Regions from separate parts of the Homo sapiens genome. Here region 2 is linked to region 1. Evidence: chromatin contacts called from ENCODE Hi-C data. All regions are on one chromosome and are shown on one strand. Each heading gives the region's core, a stretch centred on a gene start or an enhancer-like site at or near the end of the contact. The rest is flanking DNA. Distances are from core to core; before and after follow the strand shown.

Evidence for each region. A loop is a pair of places that touch in the nucleus more often than their neighbours do. Pooled maps may share reads with other maps.
Region 2: a loop to region 1 is called in a pooled map, with 3 times the contacts of the local background. The contact joins the promoter of RRM2 here to the enhancer-like site in region 1. A Hi-C loop is called at or near these places in 4 of 50 pooled maps.

The regions. Positions count from the first base shown.
Region 1 is chr2:6,908,139-6,912,060 of GRCh38, forward strand. No RefSeq gene overlaps it. Among named protein-coding and RNA genes, the nearest start is that of RNF144A, 7.3 kb to the right of the region's middle. RefSeq lists enhancers at 1,618-1,667, 1,798-1,927. Within about 2 kb of position 1,778, at least 5 of the 41 ENCODE cell types and tissues checked have a DNase peak (open chromatin) inside an H3K27ac peak, as active enhancers do.
Region 2 is chr2:10,120,965-10,124,886 of GRCh38, forward strand. It overlaps RRM2 (ribonucleotide reductase regulatory subunit M2), which reads left to right and starts at 1,775. Exons shown (of 10, transcript NM_001034.4): 1 at 1,775-1,933; 2 at 2,019-2,093; 3 at 2,423-2,566; 4 at 2,772-2,888; 5 at 3,753-3,886. The coding sequence starts at 1,835. RefSeq lists enhancers at 1-448, 497-1,052, 810-879, 900-1,009 and silencers at 1,230-1,829, 1,236-1,736.

The sequences.
Region 1 (3,922 bases), core at 528-3,027:
AATATTGAGATGAGCGCTTCGCCAGAGCTCAGGTCTGAAAAATCCGGTAGAACATAAACTTCTAAAAATGTTCTGACTACTCATCCATAAAAAAAGAATGAATTAACGGCATTTGCAGCAACTTGAATGAGATTGGAGACTATTATTCTAAGTGAAGTAACTCAGGAATGGAAAACCAAAGGTTGTATGTTATCATACTTAAGTGGGAGCTAAGCTATCAGGATGCAAAGGCATAAGAATGACACAGTGGGCCTTGGGGACTCAGTAGGAAAGGGTGGGATGTGGGTGAGGGATAAAAGACTACAAATTGGGTGCAGTGTATACTGCTCGGGTGATGGGTGCCAAAGTTTCACAAATCACCACTACAGAATTTACTCATGTAGCCAAACACCACATGTTCCCCAATAACCTATGGAAACAAAAAACAAAACAAAAAAATGCTCTGCTCTGTTTTGTGAGGGGTCCAATGTCGGCCTTCAAGTGGCCTCAAAAATCAGAAATACAGACATGTGTGAAGCAACTTGATATAAGACAGCACAGGGTGGTGGGAGCCAGGGTGAGCTAGAGAACATACTCCTCTTAGAGGTGTTCAAGTTTTATAAAACATGACACTCCCCAAATGAAATACCCCTGAAGATCTGACTTGTCTTATCAGATGCCTGTTTTCAAATTCAAGTCACAGTGCCACCATGACTATCCCTAATTTATTCAGTGGTATATCAGGCATTAGCTATTCACTGAAAACTGGTAACCTTAATCACTGTTCCTTGAAGGAAATATTTTTACTCCCTGTTGTAAAGACTTTGAATAGTTATTCATACCCCCTTCTGTGAACATGAGAAAATTATACTTTCTCACCCTCTTTCAGTTAAGCAAAGCTACTAATTCCGGCCAATTATGAGTGCATTTAACTGCTAGTACAAGGCTGTACAACATTTGCTTTTGGGTCCACAGTGATTACAGAGGAGGCCTCATGTTGAGATGGCTGAGTCTAAAAACAGGCAACCTTGATCTTGTGTGCTTATTGGGAGGATAGTATTGGAGAGACAAATACGGTCACAGCAAACTGCATATATGGGACAGTTCACATTTTGAGATTACTTGTTACTGTAACACAGATTAGCCCGTCCTAACCAAAATGATCCCATAACAAATAACATTCAGATTGTCTAAGGCTAATGATGGAGATACAATTTCAATAGGGGTTAAGGCATTGGACTTCATAGTCCCATTTCACAATATTGACCAAGATTTACATTCTCCCTGGGGGTGGCTCTACAACTGATGGAATCACAATACTCTCGGTCTTGGGGGAATGCGCCATTGCCTCCTACCACTGGACACACAATTCTTCTCTTAACTTAAACTATATGGTCCTTAAGGGTAGAGCGCATATTTTAGCAGCTAAAAAGTTTTGAGCCCTGAAGTGGGCATGCCAAGTATGGTGTTAAGTGCTTTGCATAATTTTTATTTTAAATGCTCAGAGAAACCATAGAAGAGAAGTGTAATCATCCTTCATTTCATTGCTAAGGAAACTGGAGCTGAGGGAGTCTAACTGAAATGCATAGCTAGATCTTGATGAAACCTAAACTGACTTTGGCAGCAAAGCCCGAGCCAAGCTCAGGCAGAGGGCTTTGTCCTTCTTTCTTCCAAACTGCCTGGGACTCAGCTTCTGGGTTTCTGGGTTTTATTTGTTGTTGTTATTTGCTTGTTTCAATCTGTGAAGCCTGCTCTCCTCTTGATGATTAGAAACTGTGAGTGCATGTCTTCTTTAGAGGAAGTGGCTTGTGGTCTTGCCCTGTGATCCTCTGATAAGAATAGGTTCTCAGAAATACAACCCAATAGACCAAACTTTCACACGAAGATATGAAATGAGAGAAGAAGGAAGGAGAAGACAGACTGATAGAGTTCTTCATACACATGCAAGATGGGGAAAGGAAAAAGAGGAATTTGCATTCTTTCATTGGACTATTACATTCTTTCATGTCTAATGCCAAACATACAAATATGATAATATAATAAGAGAGTAACAAAAGTGGTGTGAGCACAGCTCAGCAGAAAGATTGGCTAACCCAGGGGAGTGACAGAAATGTTACTAGAGGTGTCAGTGGTGCACTGGAGTTTAAAATAGTAGGAGAAGTTTTCCAGGCCGTCAAGGTGTGGGGATTTGATGAGAGTGTTTGCGTTTGTTATTGTTGTTGATGGTGGTGGCGATGTGTGTGTGTGTGTGTGTGTGTGTGTGTGTGTAGAAAGAGAGAGAGAGAGGAGTTTTTAAGTACTGTATGTATTTTAAGGAGATTGAATAATCTAAGGTGAGGAGCATTTAAAATAATAGCAGAATAAAAGTTAAATACTTAGAAACATACAGCAATGAAACAAAATGACCTCTAAAGGGCCTTTTAAGTATGTTTCCATCCAGAAAGGGTCTCTATAGCCCCTATTTTTATTTTTTATTCCCATTATCCCCCAGAACTTTCCATTCTTAGGTGGCATCCAAGATTCTGTCCATTCCTGCTCAAGCCCACCTGCCACCTTTATCCATAACAGATAAACCTCCTGGTCCTACCAAGCCAGACAATCTATTGTCAGGAAAATGTTTTATGATTCTCTTCTTCTGCAATCTTGCTGGAGCTCACTTTCCCCATCTTACTGTCTCAGGTCAGGTTCCCTGGGAAACAGACTCTGAGATGGAGGTTGGTGGTTAAGAGATGCTTAGGAAGGGTTCCTGTAGAAGAATGAGGACACAGGGGAGCTGGGATGCATTTGCTGGGGAACTCTGGGGCTAGGGAGCCCTTCAGTGTTGTCCCAAGGTATGCCAAGCGATTCTCAGAAATACAACCCAATAGACCAAACTTTCACACAAAGATATGAAATGAGACATATGTTATGTCCCAGGCAAGCGGTTTTGGAAGGAGTTTTGCAGGAGGCAGCTACCTTTGGCCAAGATTGATTCCTGGGATGTGAGCCTTCCACAGCCAACAGTCCCAGCTCACGGGATAATGACTGCCTTGGTTCTGTAGGGAATCTTCATGAAGCATTCAAGCATCCACCTTGCGATATATCACCTGAGCCCTGTTCAGTAGGTGGAATAGCAAGTCCTGTTTCTCCCCCATAGCTCTTTATTTTAAACCTCACGTGTTACCATGTGGCAGCATCCACTAGGAATGAGCTGTGGGCACCTGAGTTGTTGCCCAGGACACAGACCTGGATTGTGTACTGTGTTCCCCTTGCACCTATCTGCTACCTGAATTTCTTCCAGGTTCCCATCTTTTCCTAGCTCTTGGCTATCTGCCTCAACTGTGCTCTCATGTCTAAGACTGAATGACTTACTCTGCCTACCTAGTATTGTACTTGGGCTCTCCTTCAAGACTCAAGTACCTGTGAATTACTGCTACTCAAAACCAGTTTACAGTGAATGTGTTAGCTTTAGTTGTTAGTTTAGGCAAGACCATGCTGGCATAACAAATAAACCCTAAAATTTCAATAGCTTAACACATGCAGGTTCATGTTCTCCTGAGGATCATCCTACCAGTGGGCAACCCACAGATCCAGCTGACTCCATTTGGTGGTCCCACCACCTCAATATGTGGCTCTGTTATCACTGGGATGGTGATGGGCAAGTTCAGTGTCATGAAGGTCTTTCTCATTGCCTTGGCTCAAAAGTGAGGCTTATGTCTACAGTCTATGGAACAAAATGAGTCACATGCCCTGGCCTGACTGTGAGGGGGCCAGAAAATCTGGGAAAATGCATGGCTATTTAGTGAGCATTAAATGTTTGCCCACAATGAGGTCTGTCTGCTGTTAAATATAATCATTCTTTGAGACTTGAGAAAGCCTTTAAAAATTCTGTCAAGCCCCAAGGGCCATATTCAATTGATTACTATAGAAAAGCAGTGTAATAAAAAGTTAAAAGACCTCTGAA
Region 2 (3,922 bases), core at 525-3,024, 3.2 Mb after region 1:
AAATCTGAGTTGAGTATGAGATGACACCAATAAATTATAATTTTGTTAGATAATAGCTTTATCAGCCATAAAGTAATCAATAAAAATACCAGTTTCCTGGAGATGGATGCTTTAGTGTGTTTGGGGTGAAAATGGCGATGAATGGCGAGTTGCTTTAAACAAATCATGGTACACCAAAGTTTTAGTTGTGGCTTTGTGTAAGGAATGTGATGGGCACTTATTCCTGCAACACGAGAATACTATGATTTACAAGTCCGTAGTACTTTTAAGAAATGAGAGAAACAGACCTAGGTGGGGAGGGTACCTGTCCCACCCCACCCTCTTTAAAGTATCTTATCTAGAAAAGGCTTTGTGAAAAAAAAAGTCCCGGGTCTCTCTCAATAACAGCCCTGAGCGCAGCTGTTGAAGCTTTCTCAGGTTAATGATTTCTTTCTTGGATCTTAAAGTTTCTTTCTCTTCCTTTATTTTTGGCATTTTGCCCGTTGCAGGGCCTGGCAAATCAGAAAGCCACATAGAAAATTAAATGAAAGCTATTGCTAAGTTCCAGTCTCTACACCAGTGGAGTTTTCAAACTCCTCTTCAGCATATTTGACGCCCAATGAGTAGTACATTAATTCCTAGTCCTAAAATCATTCTGTGAACTTTCTCCCAGGAATTTTTGCTCAGTTTGCAATTAAAACAACTTTTTTTCTTCTCTTTTTAATGGCAGAGGCGGGGTCTCACTATGTTGCCCAGGATGGTCTCCAGCTCCTGGCCTCAAACAATCCTCCTGCCTTGGCCTCCCAAAGTGCTGGGATTACAGGCGTGAGCCACCGCGCCCAGCCACAGTTTGCAATTCTTAAGGCAAGGGTGACAATAGGGGTCAGGGGTCTGACAGGAGACAGGATTTCTGTGGAAAACTGCACCAAGGGCCTTCTCGCCATGTCCCGTAGTTTGAAGGTTTACAAAGGACTGCACATTTTACATGAGTCATCTCAACGAACGCTCTCCTCACCGCATTAACAGTCCACGCGGTTACGAGTCCCATTTTACTCACGGGGACACCGAATCTGTAAGAAGCCTGGTCGCTTGTCCCAGCAAAACGAGCCACGGGGCTCAGCGGCCCTAACTTTTAGGCTGTAGGGTCCTCGCCGACCACCCCGCCAAAATGTCAGGCCTCGGGGCCCTTGCACCCCCACCGCAGGGACACGGATCGAAAGGGTCGCAGCAACGCCTCCCCCGCACCCAGGAGCGTTTTCCAGGCCTTTGCACCAACCTCGTTGGCTAAGCCCCCTGCCCGGCGGCGGCCCGGCTGGGAGGAGGTGCTTTCGGGAGGCGGGGCCGCGGCCCGGGGATCCTCTCGCGCCCGCGGGCTCCAATCGCTGCTCCTCACGCAATCCTAAACGGTTCCCGGGCGAACCGGGGCCCGCGCGCGCCAAGGCCGCCGAGACCCTCAGGGGCTGCGGCCCTGGTCCCGCGGGACCTGTGGGGGCCTGGGCGGCGGCGCCCCCGACCCAGCCAGCGGACGGGCCGGGGGGGGAACCGGGAGGTCCCGGGGGGCGTCCACGGGGGTGTCCCCGGGGGTCTCCGGAAGGCGCCGGCGGAGGCTCCCGCGCTGCGCTTGAAAATCGCGCGCGGCCCCGCGGCCAGCCTGGGTAGGGGCAAGGCGCAGCCAATGGGAAGGGTCGGAGGCATGGCACAGCCAATGGGAAGGGCCGGGGCACCAAAGCCAATGGGAAGGGCCGGGAGCGCGCGGCGCGGGAGATTTAAAGGCTGCTGGAGTGAGGGGTCGCCCGTGCACCCTGTCCCAGCCGTCCTGTCCTGGCTGCTCGCTCTGCTTCGCTGCGCCTCCACTATGCTCTCCCTCCGTGTCCCGCTCGCGCCCATCACGGACCCGCAGCAGCTGCAGCTCTCGCCGCTGAAGGGGCTCAGCTTGGTCGACAAGGAGAACACGGTGAGCCCGCGGGGAGGGCGCTGCGGGCAGGGGAGGGAGGCAGGGAAAGCGAAGCCGCTCCTCACTCACACGCGTCTCCCCGCAGCCGCCGGCCCTGAGCGGGACCCGCGTCCTGGCCAGCAAGACCGCGAGGAGGATCTTCCAGGAGCCCACGGAGCCGGTGAGTGGCGGGCGTGGGGCAGAGGGGCCAGGGACGGCCTTGGGCGTCTTGGCGCCAAAGCCGCATTGTTTCCTCAGCTGTTCACACTCCCGCCCCGGCTCCTTTCCCGCCTAGGCGGCCCCTCCCCAGGGCTGCCTCCCGCGCCCCTCGGCCCATTTCCCGGTTCGGGCGTGCGCTCCTCTGCTGCGACCCACGGAGTGCGACGGGACAGCCACGTTTTCACATCGGGCCCCGTGAAATTGCCGCCAATGGAAAGGACTTGGTCCAGAAAAACGTTAGTTTCATATGGTTCGCCCGGTACTTAAATGTTTTATTTTCTCCCCCAACAGAAAACTAAAGCAGCTGCCCCCGGCGTGGAGGATGAGCCGCTGCTGAGAGAAAACCCCCGCCGCTTTGTCATCTTCCCCATCGAGTACCATGATATCTGGCAGATGTATAAGAAGGCAGAGGCTTCCTTTTGGACCGCCGAGGAGGTAATCGGAGGACCCCAGAAGACCCCTGCAGGGGTGACCGTCACGCCTCAGACATAAATGCACTTGGAGGTTCCCGTTGGCAAGGGGGGCTAACTGTGGGGCATAGTAAGTGGTGCCAGCATACTTAAAGTTTGAGTGCTCAGTGTGAGTCCTGTAGGCTTTACTCTCTTCCTTTTATGCTAAAATTGTGACTTCCGAACCTCAGGTGGACCTCTCCAAGGACATTCAGCACTGGGAATCCCTGAAACCCGAGGAGAGATATTTTATATCCCATGTTCTGGCTTTCTTTGCAGCAAGCGATGGCATAGTAAATGAAAACTTGGTGAGTTTCCAAAACATCTTTCATTCATTTGACGTTGACGATCTGAGGTCGAACTAGTTCGCTTTCCTCGTCTTGTATGTTTTTCCATGCTGAGTGCATCTGTGTGTGTAAGCTGGGTTTTATATTACATGGCATTTCCTGTTTTGTAACACTTTGCAGTTCTTTCTTATGGTATTTTCCCGACTCTAGAGAAGCTGAGACAATATTAAGTGGTAGCAATGTGATGACTCTTTGTGGCCACCACATCTGCCCCCTCTTTTTTTTTTTTTTTTTGAGACAGAGTCTCACTCTGGCCCAGGCTGGAGTGCAGTGGTGTGATCTTGGCTCACTGCAACCTCCGCCTCCTGGGTTCAAGCGATTCCCCAACCTCAGCCTCATGAGTACCTGGGATTACAGACGTGCGCCACCATGCCTAGCTAATATCTGTATTTTTAGTAGAGACAGGGTTTTACCATGTTGGCCAGGCTGGTCTCGAACTGCTGACCTCAGGTGATCCACCCACCTTGGCCTCCCAAAGTGTTGGGATTACAGGCGTGAGCCACCACGCCCGGCTCTGCTCCCTCCTTTTTGTGGCTTTGCTGTTTTAATAATAATTTGGTTGTATCTCTTATTGCGAATGGATCTTTCTTGACATAAATTAATTAGGAAATCGAGCGCTCACAAATCCTATTTTATATGTATCTATTTCCTGATATGTAAGTTGAGCATATGACATAAAATATCAAAGAATTGTGACAAATTGGATGAAATATATATAGAAATAAACCTTATAATGGTACAAAGAGTGCGATGCTGCCAGTATCCGTTGACAGTTGCTGCTGTTGGTTTTTTCTCAAGCTTAACTTTGATGTGTTTTGCCACTAGGTGGAGCGATTTAGCCAAGAAGTTCAGATTACAGAAGCCCGCTGTTTCTATGGCTTCCAAATTGCCATGGAAAACATACATTCTGAAATGTATAGTCTTCTTATTGACACTTACATAAAAGATCCCAAAGAAAGGTGAGTATTCAAGTGGTATGCCAAGATTTTTAGGAC